3 separate regions of the Homo sapiens genome follow, and regions 1 and 2 are each linked to region 3. Evidence: chromatin contacts called from ENCODE Hi-C or POLR2A ChIA-PET data. All regions are on one chromosome and are shown on one strand. The core of a region is the stretch at or near the end of the contact, and the rest is flanking DNA. Distances in the headings are between cores, read along the strand shown.

Region 1 (4,092 bases), core at 953-3,452, 490 kb after region 3:
CTGCACTCCAGCCCGGGTGACAGAGCAGGACCCTGTCTCAAAACAATAAATAAATACATACATACATAGCATACTTTTACATGGTTCCTTATGTACACAAGTGTAGCTACTTTACCTCATCTTTTTTTTTTTTTTTTGGTCCGGACTCTCCATCTTCTTCCATTGGCTATTCCTCCACCAAGACAAAAAAGCAGCAGAGCTGAAAGGATGTTGCTTTGGCTTGTTGACACCCACTTCCGACTCTGGGATTAAACTGAGTTTGCTTACTAAGAACCCCTCCTGACCACCAAGCAATGCAGTTCCAGGATCAGAGGTCATCCTCTTCCAATCTTTGACTTCCACCCGGAGTTGTAGATAACCCTTCAGGAAAACATGTGGTGAAAGTCATTTTGCTCTGTGAGCCAACAGAAAATTGGCCCTTGAGATGACTTTTAACGGGATTTTGTAAGCCATGAGCAGAAAAGCACGGGTTCCGACCAGGCATGGAATTCAGAGTTGTAATAGAAAACATTTATTTGGCTTCAGCTAAACATCCTAACACATGTTAGCATTTGCTGCCAATATGCTTCCTAATTAAGAACAACATAAAATCATAGGAAATCCTGCATCCTGTCTTCATGCACTTCTCATGTATCTTTAGTGCCCTGGCCTTCTTTCTCAAGCACATACACATTCACACACACAATACAGGTTGATTCAAAAGTCCTGTTTTGCCAACCATGAACTGTGGTGTCATTAACAAGATTAATGTACCTTCCAGAAGGTACCACCAAGCATTTTTTCTTCCTTCTTAAACAAATGCTGCTATTAAAAACTAATTTTTAAAAAGCTAATAAGGCATCCCCCAAATAAAAGACCAACAACATTTAATTTGTAAAGTATTATCTGTAACTGATGTGAAACTTCAAATAGTGTGTGTATATATATATATATATATATATATATATATATATATATACATATATCTTCTCTCTAGGCTTGCCTGGACTATTGGCTATGTTTCGATGAACAGATTCAACATGATAAAATATATGAACATGACCAATAGTCCTCTTTCAAGATGAAGGACAGACTAGGATCCGGTTTTCCTCTTAGTTCCTCCTTAAATCCATGCTCATTTCGTCTGAAAATATTTAAAGATATACCTGTGAGTGCTGAATCATCACCCCCTCATGACAAATAAATGAACATTACGTGATTACTGCACAGGTGAAAATGTATTTGATATTTCTAATTACGACTAGAATTGTATGAGTTAATCTTAGAATCCCCAGATTTATCAGTGATCCTACATAGCCAAACTAATTGCTTCTATTCCCCACCATCAGGCAGAAATCATTAAAAAAAAAAAAAAAGCAGAGGGAAACCAATCACTCAGGCACATTGTATGTTAAGTTTCTCCCACTAGTTCCACATGATTTTTTTTTTTCATGCACTGGAATAGACTCTGAAACAACACATAGAAATAAAACCTGGGTCTGAAAAGCTATCTTAAAACATTTTCCTTAAGACTTTTTAATGATTTTCAGAATCATTAATTTTTTTCAAATGAAACGCACATGCTCTTGTTGCTTCTTTCCTGAGCATAGCTTTTCATTCCTCCTCATCTTTTTCCCCCTTCCAAATCTATTTATTGCTTGTTGTTCTTGGCTCTTTCTCACTTTCCATTTTTCATGATTAGTTCTTTATGATCGTGTGTTTCCTTTTCTTCTCCCCGCCGTGGCTGCCAGCCCAGTTGTTCTCTCCGGGCCCTCGAGTTTCCCTTCACTAATGAAACAAGAGCTGCCTCCCGCCCTGGCTTTTGCCATCCAGCTGTTTCCTTTTTAAGATATAAACTCATCTTTATTCAGTGAAGTTCCTGGGCAAACCTGATTCCTTTTGCAGAAGAGTTGATAATAACCTGAGCGATTAAAAAGGTTTTAAGAGGAACGTATATCTGGAAAACTTGGGAGCGGGTGGAAGGAGGGTAAATAGAAAATGAAATTCATTTTTGAAAGATTCTGAGGAAAAAAGAACAACAACAACAACAAGCATTTTCCTTAATGTTTTAATCCTCCTCGGCAGCTCATGGTGGCAGCCTGGCCTTGAGCATTCTCCTGGAAGTCCATCCACTCCTTCCCAGCAACTTTCACCTCCTACCTTGCCTGCTTAACATTTCTTGGCCTCTGTGAAAGTAGCCTAGCTAACACTGCAAACCTGGATTGTATATGATTAGGTGGTGAAAAGGTGCCAACCTGAAGTGTAGCCTGCCAAGTCAAGTCAATTTACTGTGATGCTTTGACTGTGCAAGCAGGTCTTAATCCCTCTTTAATCTCCCATGTGCCCTTGACATCATGGAAATTACTGGCAAAGCTAATGGCATCAGATGAACCCTGGTAACTCTTTCAGAAAAGGTTCCCTGAACAAAATAACCTGTTTACTTCCTAAGTTTTCAAATCCCCCAAATATATCAAGAAAAAACGAATTAGCCCACAGCTATCATCTTACCAAAACAGAGGGGCTAATTCTTTCTCAGTATTATAACTGATAAGACCTCATGTGACTTGGAATTTATATTCTACCCAAGCATCGGTTGAGTGTGTTATAGTTAAGACTTGATTGATTAGATAAAGGGGTTTCCTAGTAGCTCTAGCTGCTCTGACTTTTAGGGAAACTTTTTCCTTTAAATCTGAGAATCCCTTCCTTTTCTGAAAACACTTGTTCTGATATAAAATTTCCAATGGAATCATTTTTCACCAGAAAACTAAAGAAACAAAAGCAAAAAGAAAACAAACAGAAAGGAAACAGAAGAAAAAGGAATTTAAAAAGTATTTATCGGATATAATCTCACCTGAAAACAATTATCAAGCAAGATAAAAATCAGCATCTACATTGGACAGAAATGGGATTATAACAACAGTAGTTCTTCACCATTTACAAAACACTTTCCCACATATATATATAGAGAAAAAGAATACATCTCTCTGTGATATATATCTCACATATATATTATATAAAAAATAGAAATATATAGAATAGAAATATATATAGAAAATAGAAAATATATAGAAAGAAGACAGATAGATGATAGATAGATAGATAGATAGATAGATAGATAGATAGATAGATAGATAGATGGGAGATAGAAAGTTAGAGTTCTTTGATGACAAGCCTCAAATGTCCCAAAATAAAGATTTTCTTAGAACTCGCATGAATCAGAATGTGTATCCTGGATACTTGCAGCGTGAGGGTTCTCTTCTATGGGAACCTCTCAGAAGATTCTCCTGTCTTAGAAGGAAAAGAGCCTGAGAGGACAGGTCTGATCTTGACTACCACATTTTATTCTCTAATCAACTCCGGTAAAAATAATTCCAGAATCTCCTCAATAAAGAAGAGTGACACCCATTTCCTGTCCTTTTGCATGGTTTCACACCTAGTGTCTATGAGCCCAGGAAGAATCCCTTGAGTCCTACCAGGAAAGGAAGGCAGGAAGATCTTGGATCCTGAAAAATGAAACTTGCTTGATTTTGATATGAATACCTGCCCCACCATGCATGCCAACTGATATCATAGCTCAGAATTCTTCCTGACCCCTGGTTTCCGTTGCCTGGCTGACCTTTCAACATCCCCTGTGCCTGCTGTTTCCCTCCCTAGCTCTGACTCACAACACATCTCATTGCAACCATTGGACTCTGAGACATTGTCCCCAAGGTAGATCCCAACCTCTGGATTCTGTTTGTCCCTCTGCCCTCCAGAGAAATATTGGTCTGAGGTTCCCTTTGGCCTTACCTGCCCACAGTTCCTCCCAGTCTTGTCATCAGGCCAGGAGCAGGGCAAGATATGAGTCCCAGGGACTGTGTGCTCACAGCAGCTGTGCCCAGAGATTAAGCTATGAGAAGCCAGGCGGTCTGGGAAAAGTGAACTGCTAACCTCTCTAGTTGCACTCCAAACTTTGACCTCTGTAAATCCAACCAAGAAAAGTTGGTGAGAGCTCTAAAACTTGGTTCCAGCAACTCCTCCTTGGAATTTATCAAGGGAAAAAGAATTTAACTAAAAGGTACTTCTCAGTCGTCTCTGTGTCATCAATGACAATATTTAATTTTCTGTTTTTAG
Region 2 (4,035 bases), core at 637-3,136, 380 kb before region 3:
TAAGGTAATGAAGGCAAGGGATATGTGGAAGGAAGCCTATTGAAGATTCCAACAATCTTGATTATAGTTTTGTTGCTTTTTTTTTTCATCTTTCTTTACCCGTTGTGCTAGCATCTCTGCCCAGTTCAAAAGGTTATGAGAGAGACCAGCTAGAGCAGAACTGGCCGGAACCTGGAGTTTTGACCAATCACCAGGGGCTGATCTGTAAAAAGTTTGGGCTTCTAAGGAAGTCCAAGAGTAGCTGACTGGTGGATAACTAAGCAACAATGTGAAATAGGGCTCCACGGCTGTCTAGCAACAGACATGGGTAGAGATCCAAGATGGAGGGCATCTGGTAAACACAGTAGATCACATGAATCTCCAGTCTTGAGCCCCAGAAATGGGAGAGCTGGCAGGACTCTAAGAGAACCTGTTGTAGGGTGCCCAGAATAGGGGTACTATACAGGAAAACAAGGCAATGAGTTGTACTTGGGCACATGGGCAGGATGAAACACATTAAACTGGACTAGGAGTTAAAGCCTTGTCCTGTGAAATCAACCTTGAGCCCAGCCTCGAGAAATGAGAGAAGAGTTTGTCCAGGGGCCAAGGGGACTTCACGCTTGGCTGATGAACTCCTGGTCTACAGCTCCCTGAATTCCCCTTACCCAAGGTCAAGATGAGTTCCAGTCATGTCAGGGCTGGACCTGTAGGTTGGGGTTAAGTGGTTCCAGCTTCTATATAGAGGCAGGAAGCCAAAAGGATCATTACCATAAGTATTTTTTTTTTAAATTCACAATTCTACTTTCCTCCCTCAACTACAATTTTGTTATATGGACATGTTCTAAGAGTATGTGCAGAGGATAACGATTAAATAAACTTTTCCAAGTAAAACACAGTTAAAGGCTACTTCACTGTGGCCAAATGACTTTCTGTAAGGCCAAAATTACTTACTGTAGAGAGCAACCAAATGCATTTGATGCTCTTTAATGCTCTAGAATATCTAATATTATGTAGAGCACATAATATACTTTAAGTGAGTGCATATCAATACATACAAGAATATCATAGCTATGAGAGAGGCATATAATTAATATATTTGAAATATCACTACTATCCCCATTCTAGCTCAAAGTGTGAACTGATTTTAAATTTTTTTTAAGCTTCTGCAAAACTTTATTCTTGTTTTCTCTCTTTAAAATTGTAAATCTTAAATATTTAAAAGATATCTTGCTGTCATGTAATATCCGATATTCACACACACACACGCACATAGGTACACAAATACACAAATGGAGACTTCCAATGAGAAAACAACCTTGTAAAAGGAGTTTTACAAGGGAGTGCTGTGTTAACTGACATATTGCTGAGTTAGCAACTAAATAACCAGCTACATACATCCCTTTTGTATCATTGAGTAGCATGCATTCTTAAAGTGATAATGGAACTAAATTTGGAGAGAACAGGCCCTTAAGTTTCAATTTATTTGTTTCACAATCGCAGCCTCAAACTGAAGGGAAAATTACGCTGCAGTTTGATAAATAAAGCACTATACATTCAAAAACAAAATGCAAAATGGAAACTTTTAGAACTTCAAATAATCAAGGATCTTAGATTAATTTCATCAGTGGTTGAGAGTTTTTTGTTGTTGTGAATTTGCTGGAGAATTTAGTATGAAAGCACTCTAACTAGTGTCTGATTATATCAGTGTCTCTATTTCCTTTTAGAACACACATCTGTTGTTGTGGGGGGTTTTTGGAGAGGAGAGTGTGGTTGTGGTTATTATGGAAATACGGCAAAACCAAATATTTTAAAGCAGATGAGAAGAAACCCACAAACAGTTGGCTCACAAATGTTGTAATGCTTTCCACACCCAGGCATAAAGCAAGTGGCAGCGGCAGCAGCAGCAGCGTTCCTGGTGGCCTCTGTTTTATCTGTTTCAAACACTGGGCTGCTCTTGTTAGTTAACTGACTGGAGATTGTTTTCTCCCTTTATCCCCTCTCTCTCTTTTTAATTGTTGTTACTCTGTTTTGCCTGAAAGCTGCAGTATCTCACTGTTCATTATTCCCTGTTCAGTCAAATCCTGTCCAAAATTAACTCATTGTGTGCTGGAGTTCTTCTCAAGCTCTCTTTTCTTACAAGATGCACAAAATAGACCTCACTGTAGCTCTTTCAAGAAGTTTGCATATCATACGGATAACTCTTTGAACTAACTCAATGCTGACTTTACTGGGCTGTGTTTCTTTAATATTTACAACTTCTAACTAGAAATATTTCCAATTATTAATAAGAAATTGTTATAAAATTCTAAAGTTTCAACCATTTTAATCCTTTCTCTCTCTCTCTCTCCCTCCCTGTCTCTTATATAAACCTAGTTCCACAGACCCTGTTTTGACTTTAGTTTCTCTTTTTTATTTTACTTGGAAATTTTTAAAAGAGTCTTCTGAGTCTCCAAACTAAAGCTATAAGACAGAAAAAAAAAAAAAGCCATCAGTCAATACAGCTGGGGAACTAGTTTCTCATATCAGCATCGAATTCCAAGGTATTCAACTTGAACTAAGTGCAGCCATCAGAAAAACCATAGAAATGGGAAAGTTGCTGTTGTAAATTAATGATTATTTGCTGTGTGCGTTAGAGTTGCGGTTTGTACCACATTTTATTGTGATGTTTTATTCTTACTCAGTGCAACAGTAATTGGGTCTTAAACATGATAAAGTATCTTCAAGGCTGCATTGGTAGCTGAGCTGCCTACGGCAGGTTTTTAACTCTAGTTAAAGAAGGTTAATCAAAGCTAATGAATCTGTTTTATCCATTGCCATGAGTTTTTTTTTTTTTTTTAAATGTGCCAGGAGGTGACTGACCTAAAATCCGGATTGTTCAGCTGTGAAGGCAAATACATCTTTAGCATAATGATTTTGCAAGCCTCTTTGATGGCCCTGGGTCCATGGATGGCAGGTACCTGCAAGCTCTGTAGTTTTCTTACCTTTCTACCACTGCTCACTCTTCTGCCATTAAAAAATACGAGCCTTATGAAAATACAGGAGAGGGAATGCAATCCCACACTACAGCCTTCAGTGTGAGAATATCAAGAGACTGTTGCATTCAGAAGTTCAGAATAGCTCTGCTCTTTATAAAAGAATATGAGGAGCCCCCTAATAAGGCCAATTCATTAGAACAAGTGTTTGTTACTAAAACACACCACGCAGGACCACAGGGATCCGAGCCAGACAGCACGGCAATTAAAGTTGCCTCCCTTCCAAACGCAGGCGGCCCACCAACTCTCACCCACGAGTTCTGCTTTGTTTTCCTATTAGAAATGTGATTGAAGAATGCAAGTTCATAATTTGTTCATGCAGCAGAAGACTAGTAACTCTCTGGTTGCAACATCCTTTTATACACTTCAAATCAGAATTAAAAAAAAATTCAGGTTGCTTGTGTGTGTCCTTTCTGAAAGCGCAGGAGGAGCAAAACCTTTTGCTCTGGGAATCTACCTTGCTGCCTAGAAAACATTGCCTAGTTGCATTTGCAAAAACGCTCAGCGAGAGACCATCCTCCAAATATCTAAAATCACAGTAGTGGAGGGTTTTTAATTTTAAGCCCAGCGTTTACAGAAAACACACACACACACACACACACACACACACACACACACACACTCTCAGCCTGCAGTGACACCTTTTCCCTCCCCTTTGGTGCTCTGCGGAGCTTTGGAATGAGATTCATAGCGACTCAGGACTGTTGCTGGCAAGGAAAACCCCCTGCCTACCAGACAGAAAGAGGGGCGGGGAGGGCCATTGTGGCTTTCCCTCCTGCTCTCTTTTTAAGCCCAAATAATATTTGTACTTTGAGGGGAGGGTGCAAAAAAGGGATCAAGATATGAAGCAAGGCAGAACCCAAAAAGCGAGGGGGAGAAAAAAGCTCAAGGAGAGAGACCAGCTCTGGTCCGAGAAAGGGCCTACATCACAGGTTTCAAAAGCATCTTTTTTCAGTTTCACGAGCCACAACCCCCTTGATGAAAACTAGTTGCGAAATTCAGCGCCTGTTAGGCCTCAGCTAAT
Region 3 (4,179 bases), core at 485-2,984:
TCCCCACCCCCCCCACCGCCACACACACACACACACACACACACACACACACACACACACACACGAACAAGATACATGAGAACGGCCGCTCCATTCTCAGTTCAAAAACAAACAAAAATAAATATCAAATAGAAAAAAAAAATGTGTCTGATTATCCTTCACCTTGAGTCTTTGGTTTAAAGCAAGCAGATAAAGAAATAAACATTCCCCAAAAGCAGCCCTCACCCCATGCCATTAGGATCTCCAAAGTAAATAAAAAGTGGTACTGCCGAGAGTGAATTGCTGTGGCAATTCCAGGGAGAATCCTGATTTTAGCACCACTGTACCAAATTTGTCATTTAGGGAAGCTCTTGTTCCCTTTATTGAGTTTCACTGTAGCGAACAATTTCTGCCTGCATCCCTCGTGTGTCCTTTTGGTTTATTATCTTTCACTGTGAATTGAGCCTCTACAATCAGTTTCACGGGAAGCCTAATTTCACTCACTGCTTATACATATGAGGAGACACCCCTCCCTGCCTCCCCCTCTCCCAATGTTCTTATCAAATGAAGAATTGTGGATAAGGGTTAGGTGCAGATAAACATGAGTGTAGCACTTTCAGAAAGGTCGTGATCCCCCCCATAAGGTGCTTCTTGTTATGCCTGACCTTCAGATTTTCATCATCAGCCCGCCTGACAACTTAATAATGCAGAGGAGCAGGATTCATTTCGCCCCTCTGAGAAAGCCAGCACGGGACGCCCTTTTCCCTGATTATTTCCCTGCACTCCCGGCTGCCCTTTATAAGCCAACCAGAACTCCATCAATCATGCCCCTCTCTTCCCTCGCCTCCTCAGCCCCCAGTTCTGAAGACTCTAAAGCTGCCCTGTTCCTTTTGTCTGGGGCTGGATTGTGTATACAAAGATCCCCAAAATGGGGGTGGAGAGGCACACCTTTAGCAAATAACTGCTCCCCTTCCCAATCCCTGCATCTGGGTCTGAGGATGGTGCATTTCTTTTTCTTTTTTTCTGCTTGTTTAAAGAAATGCTTTTAAAGTTCTCATCCTTATTCGTGGGTAGCGTTGTCATGCACCATCTCTCTTAACGAGCTCCTGTAAATGCTGGGGTTTAAATAACCTGAATGTGAGTTAGAGGTTTTTTAGTCTTTTTTGGACCCGTTTCTTCGTTATGGTGAATATTGTTATTATTAGTGGTTTAGCATTCTAGAAGCAGCTAAAGGCAATGAAGCCTGTTTCACATCTTCTTCCTCAGCCCTTTTCTCCTTTGGAGTATGAGGAAAGAGGGAGAGAGAGGACAGAAAAACAGAGACAGGGATGAAAGCATACAGACAGAGGATAGGGAGGGAGAAGACTCAGGCTTGTGGGAGTAATCAGGCATTTATTTCACCTTGGTCAGAATAAAAGCGACATGCAAAAGTTTTGAGGGAAAAACATGAGTGCTTTTAGAAGGTGATGATATAGATTGGAATTGGATTCTAATAGCTGTAATCAACCTGTTCTATAAAATATGCTTGGACTTCACTCTGTACCTTGCAAGTGTTTTCCTGCAAATAACGAAGAGGTTTTAGGGTACAATATAGACAGGGTGCCACCTAAGGTGTCCGTGTGTGCCTTTCTCCAGGTCCAGGTCCGTGGCCTCCAGCAGCTGCCTTTCTGTCTTGAAAAAGGATACCATCTTCCCGAGGCTAGCAACTCAGCTGGCTGAGGGAACATGAGCCCAGCCAGCTAGTAGACTTGCATCCCAGGTTGCTGGGTGAGCAGGATGGAAACCTGTGCCCAATCGGATTGGATAGCAGGTCAGGCCAGCACACATGAGGCTACTGCCCTGATGTTGTTTGTTTTGTTAGGTTTTTAAGAAAAAGAAAGGAAAAGACTACGCTGTGGAAAATACAGTAGATTCACTTGATTGCCAAACAGTTGTTAAACAAATAAAACAGATCTCAAATCATCTTCGACAATAACAAAGCCAAGAGGTAAGGGCAGAAAATACATCACATAATGTTTAATCAAAGACATACGTGTATCCTTTACTTCGCAGCACAAATTCAAAACCTTTTGTTAAAATAGAAAACAAGTTACTCAGTTTCATTTTCATTCTCATTGTTTTGTTTCATTCTCAGTGACTGGCCAGCAGCAGCCTCAAGGTACAGGATCTCTAAGTAAACACAAGAGATAACGGACACATATTTATTAAGGGCCTAGTACATTCCTAGTTTTTAGTGAGATGCCATGATGTTCAGAGCCTGATATTAACTGGAAACTTGTAACATAGATGTGTGGGGAAATAGAAATCAAGATTTCTGATGTTAACATCTTATTGTAAATACCTATTTCCAGAAATGAATAGAATTAGTTAGGAACACCAGACTTAAACTTGGCTTCCAAGGATTCATTGTGCATGCATGTCCCTGAGGTTGCATTTATTTATTTACAAATTTTAGAATAAAGAAGTCACTGTACTTATAATGTGGATTGTTCTGGAAGATCAGAGATGAAAACCAGTACTTTATTTTGGTACTCTGGGAGATTAGAGACATAGGAATGATGAGTAATGATTTGCATTTTCCATGAGTATATAGTAGTTTTTAGGCTAGGGTAGACTTTTCATCTGAGAAGATCCCTCCTGAAGAAGCAAGTTGAAAGAATATAACAAATTTATCTTGACATTTCTTGAATTTGATGCTTGCCAGACAACCAGGTAGAGATATCAGTGGATGGACAGTTGTATACATGAGTTGTGGGTGAGATCAAGACTAAACAGATTTGTTGAAACTATGAGAAAGGATAGAAAAGTGTGCATAATGAGAAGAGACAGTAAGAGGGAACCCCAAAAAACACTAAGATGAAATGATTGCTGGAAGAAAGAAGCCTATGTATGAAGTAGAGAAAGGTTAAGAAGCCTAAAATAAAATTGCTTTGTTTATGTGTTTATTTGTTTCTTTAATATTCCTTTCACCAACCCCAACATGGAGGTTCCTTCAGGGCAAGGACTTTACCAATCTTGCTCACAGGTGTACCTGGAATATAATAGAAAGCCAAATAAATATTTATTTACAAATAAAAAGGAGTGGATAGATAAAAGGAAAACAGAGAGAGTGTAGTACCCTTTCCTATTCAACAGGAATATGGAAGTAAACCCTAACAAAGGAGAATATTAAAAATGCAGTATAGCAGAGAGAAGTCGTAATTCAAGGACAGGAAAAACATAAAGTAGACTTACCAATTAGGAGGTCATTGGTGATTGGCTAAGAGATCTTTTGACACAACATTGGGAGCAGAAACTGGATTGCTAAACACTGAACAAGGAAAGAAGGTGATAAATCTGGGCTGCTGAATGTAGAATTTATTTTCAAGGAGTGTTTAGATAACAAGAGCTTAGGCTGGGCGCGGTGGCTCTCGCCTGTAATCCTAGCACTTTGGGAGGCTTAGGCAGGTGGATCACTTGAGGTCAGGAGTTCAAGACCAGCCTGGCCACCATGGTGAAACCCCGTCTCCCCTAAAAGTACAAAAATTAGCCAGACATGGGGGCATGCGCCTGTAATCCCAGCTACTCGGAATGCTGAGGCAGGAGAATCGCTTGAACCTGGGAGATAGAGGTTGCAGTGAGCCGAGATCGCACCACTACACACTCCAGCCTGAGCCACAGAGCAAGACTCTGTCTCAAAACAAAAACAAAAACAATAACAAAAAACAAGGGCTTGCCAAGTAGACATGTGGGTAGACCCACAATAAACAGTTTCCTTCCTTTTCAGCTATTTACTGGCTATGGATGGAGTTGAGCACCTCAGGTGATGCAACATCTGAGCACCTAAGATGTCTTGGCAGGCAAAGCATAGCAAATTACATTACACTCATGTCATGATAATTTATTAATATCTATAATCCAACACATAAGAAGTTAGAATTTTAATAGATATTCCTTATTACAAAATGTGTGGTAATTATACAAAATACAGAAACATTAAAGAAGATAAAAACTACGCCTTTTATCCATGTTTAATATTTTATGTTGACTTTTAAGTTCTTTTCCCCCACATATCTTTAAAAATAGAACCCTTCTTTATAGTTTTGTATGTATATATTGTCATATATGTTTTTTATCATGTGCCACACCAGTAAATATTCTTAAAATATGACTTTTAGTTGACCCCATACTAAGCCATTCTTTGGATATAAATTTATGTAA

The links. A loop is a pair of places that touch in the nucleus more often than their neighbours do. ChIA-PET counts read pairs that join two places held with the same protein, here RNA polymerase II (POLR2A). Pooled maps may share reads with other maps.
Region 1: a loop to region 3 is called in a pooled map of heart left ventricle, with 2.3 times the contacts of the local background. The contact joins two enhancer-like sites. A Hi-C loop is called at or near these places in 1 of 50 pooled maps. POLR2A ChIA-PET finds 5 or more read pairs at or near these places in 2 of 52 experiments (Panc1 and activated CD4-positive, alpha-beta T cell).
Region 2: a loop to region 3 is called in a pooled map, with 2.9 times the contacts of the local background. The contact joins two enhancer-like sites. A Hi-C loop is called at or near these places in 1 of 37 single-sample maps with no recorded cell type and 2 of 50 pooled maps. POLR2A ChIA-PET finds 5 or more read pairs at or near these places in 1 of 52 experiments (OCI-LY7).

What each region holds. Positions count from the first base shown.
Region 1 is chr15:96,158,754-96,162,845 of GRCh38, forward strand. All of the region lies in intron 3 of NR2F2-AS1 (NR2F2 antisense RNA 1), which reads right to left. The region is part of intron 1 of LOC112268156 (a long non-coding RNA gene); the gene reads left to right. Among named protein-coding and RNA genes, the nearest start is that of NR2F2-AS1, 170 kb to the right of the region's middle. Within about 2 kb of position 2,203, at least 9 of the 41 ENCODE cell types and tissues checked have a DNase peak (open chromatin) inside an H3K27ac peak, as active enhancers do.
Region 2 is chr15:95,283,299-95,287,333 of GRCh38, forward strand. All of the region lies in intron 3 of LETR1 (lymphatic endothelial transcriptional regulator lncRNA 1), which reads right to left. Among named protein-coding and RNA genes, the nearest start is that of LETR1, 42 kb to the right of the region's middle. Within about 2 kb of position 1,887, at least 4 of the 41 ENCODE cell types and tissues checked have a DNase peak (open chromatin) inside an H3K27ac peak, as active enhancers do.
Region 3 is chr15:95,667,622-95,671,800 of GRCh38, forward strand. No RefSeq gene overlaps it. Among named protein-coding and RNA genes, the nearest start is that of LINC00924, 240 kb to the left of the region's middle. Within about 2 kb of position 1,735, at least 5 of the 41 ENCODE cell types and tissues checked have a DNase peak (open chromatin) inside an H3K27ac peak, as active enhancers do.